2 separate regions of the Homo sapiens genome follow, and region 2 is linked to region 1. Evidence: read pairs that join two places in POLR2A ChIA-PET (ENCODE). Cell type or tissue: IMR-90. All regions are shown on one strand. Each heading gives the region's core, and the rest is flanking DNA. Links, peaks and the distances in the headings are about the cores only. Region 1 has its middle 9.5 kb from the start of GPC6. Region 2 holds the start of LINC00363 (long intergenic non-protein coding RNA 363).

The links. Peaks named below come from ENCODE experiments on the same cell type or tissue, not always from the same donor. Only the 100,000 strongest peaks of a DNase experiment are listed, where the experiment ranks them.
Region 2: POLR2A ChIA-PET joins it to region 1 with 7 read pairs; 2 of 35 experiments call an interaction of 5 or more read pairs at or near these places.

The regions. Positions count from the first base shown.
Region 1 is chr13:93,215,056-93,219,459 of GRCh38, reverse strand. It overlaps a transcript of GPC6 not described here. Among named protein-coding and RNA genes, the nearest start is that of GPC6, 9.5 kb to the left of the region's middle. RefSeq lists an enhancer at 1,094-1,606. In IMR-90, for the core only: no CTCF peak of the experiment used is centred there; no DNase peak of the experiment used is centred there; H3K27ac peaks cover 162 bases.
Region 2 is chr13:93,043,159-93,047,562 of GRCh38, reverse strand. LINC00363 (long intergenic non-protein coding RNA 363) reads right to left here and starts at 2,222. Exons shown (of 4, transcript NR_126360.1): 1 at 2,192-2,222; 2 at 467-536. In IMR-90, for the core only: no CTCF peak of the experiment used is centred there; no DNase peak of the experiment used is centred there.

The DNA of each region.
Region 1 (4,404 bases), core at 322-4,321:
AGTCACATACATCCCAGTTAGAAGCCATAAAAATGACTATTGTTTGGTCATAAGAAAGGGTAGGAGAGGGCCTGGCATGGTGGCTCACGCCTGTAATCCCAACACTTTGGGAGGCCAAGGCGGGTGGATCATGAGATCAGGAGTTCAAGACCAGCCTGGCCAACATGGTGAAACCCCATCTCTACTAAAAATACAAAAATTAGCTGGGCGTGGTGGTATGAGTTTGTAGTCCCAGCTACTCGGGAGGCTAAGGCAGGAGAATTGCTTGAACTCTGTAGGCAGAGGTTGCAGTGAGCTGAGATCATACCACTGCACTCCAGCCTGGGTGACAGAGTGAGACTCTGTCTAAAAAAGAAAAAAAAAAAAAAATAGGAAAGAAAGACAGGGTAGGAGAAAACAGCCAGGTTGATGATATTAATATACCATTCTACAAAGAAAAACTCAAAAATCTTAATGGAACCAAGTCAACAACATCAGTCCGGTAACATACCAACAACCAGGCTGATTCTTTTATAATGTCTGATTCTTTTATAATGAATGTCATCTATTAGGCCATTTAAAAGAAAATATTCCATTCTTATTTACGTAGGTTCTCAAACTCCAACCATTCCCCTTCATGATTGGAGTGAATATACGTGGACATCAGAAAGACAAAGAAAATTTGTTTCTTCAACTTAGTCATCAGTATGAATAAGTACAAGAACTAAGCAATAAAATCTGCTTTCTACTAAGTCAGGAAAACAACTCTGCCATATGGCCAGACAAACCTGTGGCATATTCTTTGTCAATGCCAACATTTTCAATTAAGATTTTTATGCATAAGTGATTTTGTTTTAGTTTAGATTCCTTAAAATGATCACAAACATACTTCCATCTTCCACATTGAGGAAAGTTTCCTAACCATTGTGTGACTACATTAAGCCCAACTGTGTCACATTCTGGGTTTACAGCCTGCATAATAAATATCAACTATTAATAATTTTTAGACCTATGGATAGGAAAATAGCACTGATCTTGATCTCTATTGTTTACTGGTAAGTCAAAATCTAAGCTTAATTTTGCTGAATTTACATCAAACATGTAAGGCTGACATCCTATGTTCTTTATCAGCCACAGAGAATTCTATTGTATTTAGCTTCATATAACACATCATTGTTTTTTACTTGAAGAATATGGTCTATTTGCCTTCACAATCTGAACTCACTTCCAGGCAATCATTTTTAAAACTTGCTTCTATATTAACTTCGCACATTTTATTACATTTCAGGGGGAAATAATTAAATGTTTGTGAGAAAGCAAATCTGGTGCATATTTTTTAAGTTACTTGAAGCAAAAAAAAAAAAAAGTCTGAGCTAGCCGGTTGGAAGTTCCATGTACTAATGATCTGTTTCCAGGGAGGTGTCTGAAGCAAGCAAGCAAGCATAGAAACAGGCGGCGATGTGCCTTTGGATTTCTCCTGATGTTCATTTGCAATCACAGCCAATCAATGTTGAGGACATTACTAAGCAATCCAATGCTGTTTGCTTTTAATTGGTAAACTGTCTTCCAAAAAAAACATCTTTGGGCTTCACAACACCCTAGTCATAGAGCCATTAGAGAATGAATGTCTTTACTGTACAGGAGGACCTCTATGAATAATGAATAGGGCTCTATTTTTCCTGGGAAACAAACATGTACCGGCATGTTCGTGGTAATGAACAGTATTGTGAGTGTGCATAGCATAGAAGGACACTAAATCAGCTCTGACTTCTACCTTAATTTAAGTAGATAACTGATTTTCAAACCCCATGGAGGGTTAAGCCAGCTTATTTTAAACTTGTAACTTGCTGCCTGACTTATATGTTGCTTTTGCAAGTTCAAAAATAATGATTTAATACAAAAATTGAAGAGATGAAGGATCATGTTACAGTCTCTAAGGGGCAAGATAGGCTTACACAAATTTGAGAGGAAAAGAAAAGAACATTTGAATACAGTAAGAAACCAGAATTTCATTTTTACTTTTACACTCGAAAACATAGTGATCATGATTCTCTGGGGCACACATAAAAAATACTTTAGACTGTGCAAATTACAACCAAATTTAGATATTTGCCCAAGAAATATTTCAAAAAATAACTAACGAGAAGTAAGATCTAAGATTTTTAAATGATAATGCCCTTGCAAAGTGTTTAAAACTATTTGGCTTTTCCTTTAGAAAGATCATGAAAGAACTTAAACTATTTTGTAAATTATGTTCATAATGATTTTACTTACAAAGGATATAATTTGCTAGTCTATTTTCATAATGAATGAGAGCTTAATGAATCACACGTACTTCACCATTCAACAAAAATATAGGGCCTCACAACATTGAATTGAAATATTCATTAGAAGTCTTTGGACTTTGGCAAGAAGATTTCTAGATTTTTTTTTTCCATTTTTGCGGGCAAAGCATGTTCTTCAAATTTACTTAAAGGATTACTTAACCATCATGCAAAACTATTATGTATTGCAATTGGTAGCAGCTCAGATGGAAAATTTTATATTTGTACAATGGTCATGCATTTTCACAGGCCACAAACTCAGGTATAAGAAATGGAACCTCCTTTATTTTCCTGTAACAGAATTTGAGTTCTATTTCAGATCTCTCTTCTACTCAGTAGGAGAAAATTTTGTCTTGCCAATTCCAGGTAGATTTAGTCACATAAGAATTTTTTCAGACATACCTGCCTTCCCAGAGAGAGTTCTTTTTTCCCATGAGGATATGATGAGACAGCCAGACATTGGTGAAAACACATCAATCATCTAATTCTTGGTCATTGCTATGTTCTAGACTGGCATTCTCTGAGAAGTGGATTTTTGTCCAGTCCCTGGCTGTCTAGTCTACACTGTATCCTAGGTTGCACTACCCCTCTGTTGACCTAGACTTCCTGCACACACAAGAGTGTGTGTGAACTTCCAGTAGCGTGTTTTTTTCTTTTTTTTTTTTTCTCTCCATCTCAACTTACCTCTGCCCTTTTGTTGATTGCATGGGAAGGCTGGGTTGCCTCCTGCACCTCTCTGCATGTCCCTCACTTTGCCCCTGCATTCCTTCTGTTTCAAAGCTCCCATGTCATTGTAATACAAAGTATATCAGAGAGGCTACAGACTAGGAATGTCTCCAGATGGGAAAGTCAGAATACACATCTTTACCCAGTAGAAGCCCTAATCCCATTATGGTTCAGCCTATAGACAGGACACAGGGGAAACTCTGTCAGCTACTTGCTTCCTTCAGTATTGTCTCTCCCACTCCTCTCAGCATTTTTAGCTAGGATGGGACAAGGAAATGGCTCTTGCTGCATGTATTTTGCATTCTCTCTAATCTATTGCTTATGGCCTATACAACAGATCTTGCTTCCTTCAGATCTTAGACCTCTTGGAGCTCAAAAGAAACTTTCCTCTTTCTGAATGCTTCTAGCTCTTACAAATCAAAAGCCGTGGCTGCTAAGACTGCCATCTCTGCATTAAGTTTAAGAGAATACTTAGAAATTTAAAAGATGAGAATTGATTTGTTTGTTATCTCAGCTGACAACCCATACACTGACTAAGTGGATAGCAGTTGTCAGGACAACAAAAACATGCTAGAAGACAAAAAGTAATAGTAAATTTGTGAGATTTTAAAAATATACATATATACTACAAAAGTGGTATGTGGACAATGATTTTGAAGGAAATAACAGCTTATATTTATAAAAGTATAAGCACACGGCTGGGCGCAGTGGCTCATGCCTGTAATCCCAGCACTTTGGAGGCTGAAGCGGGTGGATCATGAGGTCAGGAGTTCAAGATCATCCTGGCCAAGATGGTGAAACCCCATCTCTACTAAGAATACAAAAAAATTCGCCAGGCGTGGTGGGGGGTGCCTTTAATCCCAGCAATTTGGGAGGCCGAGGCAGGTGGTCAGGAGTTCAAGATCAGCCTGGCCAAGATAGTGAAACCCCGTGTCTACCAAAAATACAAAAAAATTAGCCAGCTACTCGAGAGGCTGAGGCAGAGAATTGCTTGAATCCAGGAGGCGGAAGTTGCAGTGGGCTGAGATTGTGCCACTGCACTCCAGCCTGGGCGACAGAGTGAAACTCTATCTCAAAAAAAAAAAAAAAAAGAATATATATATATGTACACTTACAATATTTTCCTATCAAATAAGTCCTACGAGCAATTGTTGAGTGCACTGTGCCCCAGTAGTTAACAAACCCTGGTCTCAGGCTTTGAGCCACTCAAAGTTTAGCCTATCAGGGACCGTCAAGACCCTCTGGTGAGCTAAGTAGGAAAAAAATATGGTAAGCTTCCCTACTAGACATTACAATTGTGTTTGTCTTGTATTTTTCTGGTCCAGGGAGACATGTGTCCCACAGTTGCCTTTATCATTCAAAAAATCTAAATCAA
Region 2 (4,404 bases), core at 207-4,206, 170 kb after region 1:
CCAAACCATCTGCTATCTACAAGAGATGCATGTACTGGCTAAAGATACATGGAGACTCAAAGAAAAAGGATAGAAAAAGACGTATGATGCAAATAAAAAACAAAAGTGAGCAGGAGTAGCCGTTCACATATCAGATAAAACAGACTTCAAACTAACAACAGTACAAGGACAAAGAAAAGCATTACATAATGATAAAGGTTCAATACAACAAGATTTAGCTATCCTAAATATATATGCACCAAACACCAGAGCACCTAGATCCATAAAACAAATACTATTAGACCTAAGAAAACAGATTGATAGCAATCCAGTAATAGTGGGGTGTAATCAATATTTGGGTGATGGGTATACTAGAAGCCCAATCCCCAGCATGATGTACGTAATACCCATGTAACAAATAAATACATGTACCCCGCTGAATTTAAAATACAATTTAAAAAAATAAAAACAAGTGTTTGTATCTTACCTCAAAAGTCATTTGGCTCTTGCATCTGTAGAAACTAGGAAAATCCAGTCCGTTGTTTTTTTCCTTATTTCTAGGAAGAAAGATTTATCCTGTATAGTATTTCTCAAGAAAAATAACCTAATAAACAGACAAGAAATAACAATACTCTGTCTCCAAAATTCCTCACTCTGAAATTAACTAATGATGCCCAAAGATTAGAAATAGACACTGTACATACATTATGTATACATATTTATACATATTTTACACACAAAAAAGTGCAAGTTTAAAAATTTCCCAATCTTGCATGTTAGTTGATTCATACAGATTTTTCAATATTTTTTCTTTAAGTGACATTAGTCCATTACCATATTAGAACATTTTAAAAAATAATCATATTTTCTCCTTGAAGATCTGTGACCATGAAAATTATGGACCTTATCAGTTTAAATGGTTCTTTAACGAATTAGCGATTCAAAAGAAGATTGCCTAGGAAGAAATAAATACCGTTGTTGATCATTATTTGATTTTCAGTTATAAACTAGAAAGGGACACTTTTAATGATGCGGATGCTTCCAAATATTTCTGTGTGATAAATTGTTTGCAATTTCCTCAGCATTTCAAAAGTGAGTGTCTTCAGATTAGAGTTTCTAAATAAATCCCAGTTCTAAGGGAAAAAAAAACCCAAATGTCTCAATTTTCTAATTTTGGTCCATATCTGTTGGATAATGTAAAGGGAAGTGCGCCTGCTGCCATGTGGCTATAAGTTTTTATAGCATATTAGAGAGTCAAGCAGTTTGGTGTGCCAAGCTCACACAACCTCATGGCAATAACTCCGCAAGTATGATCACAAAGGCAAGGGTGTGCTTAGTATCAGTGAGGCGAGCCATAAATAACCCAATGCCAATCCTTTGAACACTGATGCCAATGCTTTAATTTTGAACAGTAAAATCCACCTGCATATCTACTAGACATATCTTCCAGTCTGGAACCCTGATTCTTTCTCCTCCTCAGAAGGAAATCACATTTCTTCTGTGAGTCACTGACCCATGTTGCTAAAGTAAAACATAAGAAAAGCTGTTCCTGCTTCCTGCACAGAATCCCTGTTGGACACCTCATAACCCAAGTGATTGTGTCTATGGAAACAGGAGTAAAATCCAGTGGAATGCTCTTTCCTATTTCAAGGAAAATGTGTTTTCTTGGGTAGTATTTTCCAAGATAAGTAAGTTGAAAACAAACAAATAACAATCAGCCCTCATCCCATTCTTTATTCTGAAACTGATGATACCAATAAATGTAAGAAATAGTTACTATTTAATATACATAATCAAGTGTATTCATAGGTGAATATGTGCTGCTACATAATCCATCACCTGCTTTACTTACTCGCCAGGACAACATCTATCAAATTGGCATAATTTTTTTTTTTCCTGAGAAAATGACAAAACATTAAGCCGTGTTGCTTTTAAAGTACTTACTCATGTAAGTAACCCCTATTAAACAGTATTTTATTCTGCAGCTCTATATTATATGGGAACTAAATAAAATATTTTGGTTTGCTGTTGCTGTATAACAAACCACTTCAAATGTTGGTGAACTAAAACAGCAACTTTTCCCCAATAATTCTGTAGGTCAGCTGGGCAGTTCTGATATGAGCCAGCTTGGTAAGACCGGATCGTTTAAGAGGGCCCCACTCATGTGTCTGTGGCCTTAGCTGGTTCAGCAGACTTGGCATGCCTTGCTTACCTGGTCTGTCATACTCCAGGAGGCCAGCCTGGGCCAATTCACATGGTGACAAAAGAATTCCCAGCAGCAAAGAAAGTGAGCTCCAAGGTGCAAACACTGGCCACACTTTGCTTGAACTGCATTTGTTTAGGCCTCACTAACCATAGTAAGTCACATGGCCACGCCTAGATTCCAATTGCAGAGAAGTAGGCTCCATCCCTTGATTGGAGTGAATGAAAAATACTGTGGGTGGTTTTTTGTATTTGTTTGGTTTTTAAAAATCTATCACAGAGAAATGCTGGAAGAAAAACAAACAGCTGAGAGGCTACACTTCAACTTTTCCTTAACTATTTATTTAGGCTTTTCTGAGACTAGAACTTTGTGTTGGGGTGGAGAGATGAGGGGAATCTCCAGGTTGCAGCTATAAACAGAGATTCCTGAGAGTCTGAAATCCAATAAAGAACAGAGTGTTGGCTTCTGAATTAGAGCTTCAAATTGCTGCAGTTGAGAAGAAATGTCTCTGCCCCACACAATGTCACCATGTGGAAATTATATCTTCCAAGACATGAAGTTACCTATTGGAGGAAACATCAAGCCAAGCTTCCAGTGGATTCCTGTTGGGGTGATCAGACCCAACACCAGGTCATGGGGGCAATGAAGTCCGGTGGAGTCAAAGGATTGAGAAAAAGACAGTTTGAGAAGTGGGACCAGGAGGCCATCATGATTTTGGAGGCTGCAAGGGCCCTGAGCTCTGAGAGCCCACACTATTTATTGGTAATCCAACAGAGAAACAGGTGGTGAGAATGTAGGGGTCAAAAATGGCAGCTGCATGATCTACAGCTGTGATGGTTTAGCATTTATATGGAACATGTTCTGCTACTTGAGATAATGGGAATACAATCAATCTAGGAGCCTAGGAGGGCTAGAAGCAAGGAGCCAGCAAGTCTAGACATATTCCAGGGGACATTGTGCAAGCCCTGCCTCAGCTTTCTTCCCAACACTCAGCTTTTTCCCAACATGCCCCCCTTCTCTTTTTTGTAAAAGAGAAGGTATCATTATTACTAGCTATCATTATTACTAGCATAAAAGGTGGCCTCTTTTAATTGAGCAAGGCGATTGTAGGCCGTGCGGCCCTTAATTGCCGGTTGGTGATCCAGCTTCATTTTTCTTAGCCCTTATTCAAACTGGAGTCACTCTGGTTTGAATGCTTCCCACATATTTCCCTTTTCCCTTTTACAAGAGGACCCTTAATCCTAGGGGTTGCAGAAGGATGAAGGTCCGTCTTCTGTAACTTCTTCATGCTGAATAGGGTCTCTTGTCTCTTGTATTCAGGATAGAGAGGAGCTGAGTCAGAAAGCATTGGTCCATCAAGCATCGTGACTCTGGTCGGTCCTTGTTCCGTCTTCGCATTCAGATTCAACTGGCTTATGGCTTATAATGGGGGAATCTGGTCCATGGTTGGGATCCACGGGTCCCTCCAGTCTCCCATTCCATGGTCATACACATCTTGAGGGCATCCACACGGTTCGTTCATCTCCTGCAAAAACACAAACATACCCTCACCCTCACCTTAGTAAACCTACTGAAACAGAAGCAAAAACTTTTGTGGCTGTAGCCGGGAGGCATGCCGTTGCTGAAGCATTTGTAACTCAGCTTCTGCCTTGTTTAATTACCAGGGGGTAAAACTTACTGTTGATTAACGAGAAGCAGGCCCCTTCTAACAGGAGGCACAGAGAAAACAAATCGAGGCTTAAAAGCAATCCTTAAACCTTCAATTTGCACTGTTCAGGTGGGTCCACTAGATGCTGTGGTTCATGACAGATCTTCAGATGTTTGGTGGGCACCCACATAGGTGCCTGATTGTCACGTGGAGAGACACAAGCAAATCCTCTTCCCTGTAAAATTATCTTTAGGCAGGGATTGGAGGAAGTAGATTCAGAGGTAAGGAGAATTTGGGGGTCTAATGGCTTCCTGATGTTTGATAGGTGTTCCCTCGGAAGTTAGGAATTCCCTTTCTCTCCATATTGCTGCGTGGGCATGGAGGACTAGGTAAGCATACTTAGAGTCTATATATTTACCCTTTTTCTTTCTCCTAATTCTAGTGTATAATGGCCCCTGCTTTTGCTAGGATGTCTCTCCCTAACAAAGGAGTGGGGCTTTCAGGCATAATTAGAAAGGCATGTGAAAAGAATAAAGTTCCCCAGTCACAGCTTAGTGGCTGGGAGAAGTACCTA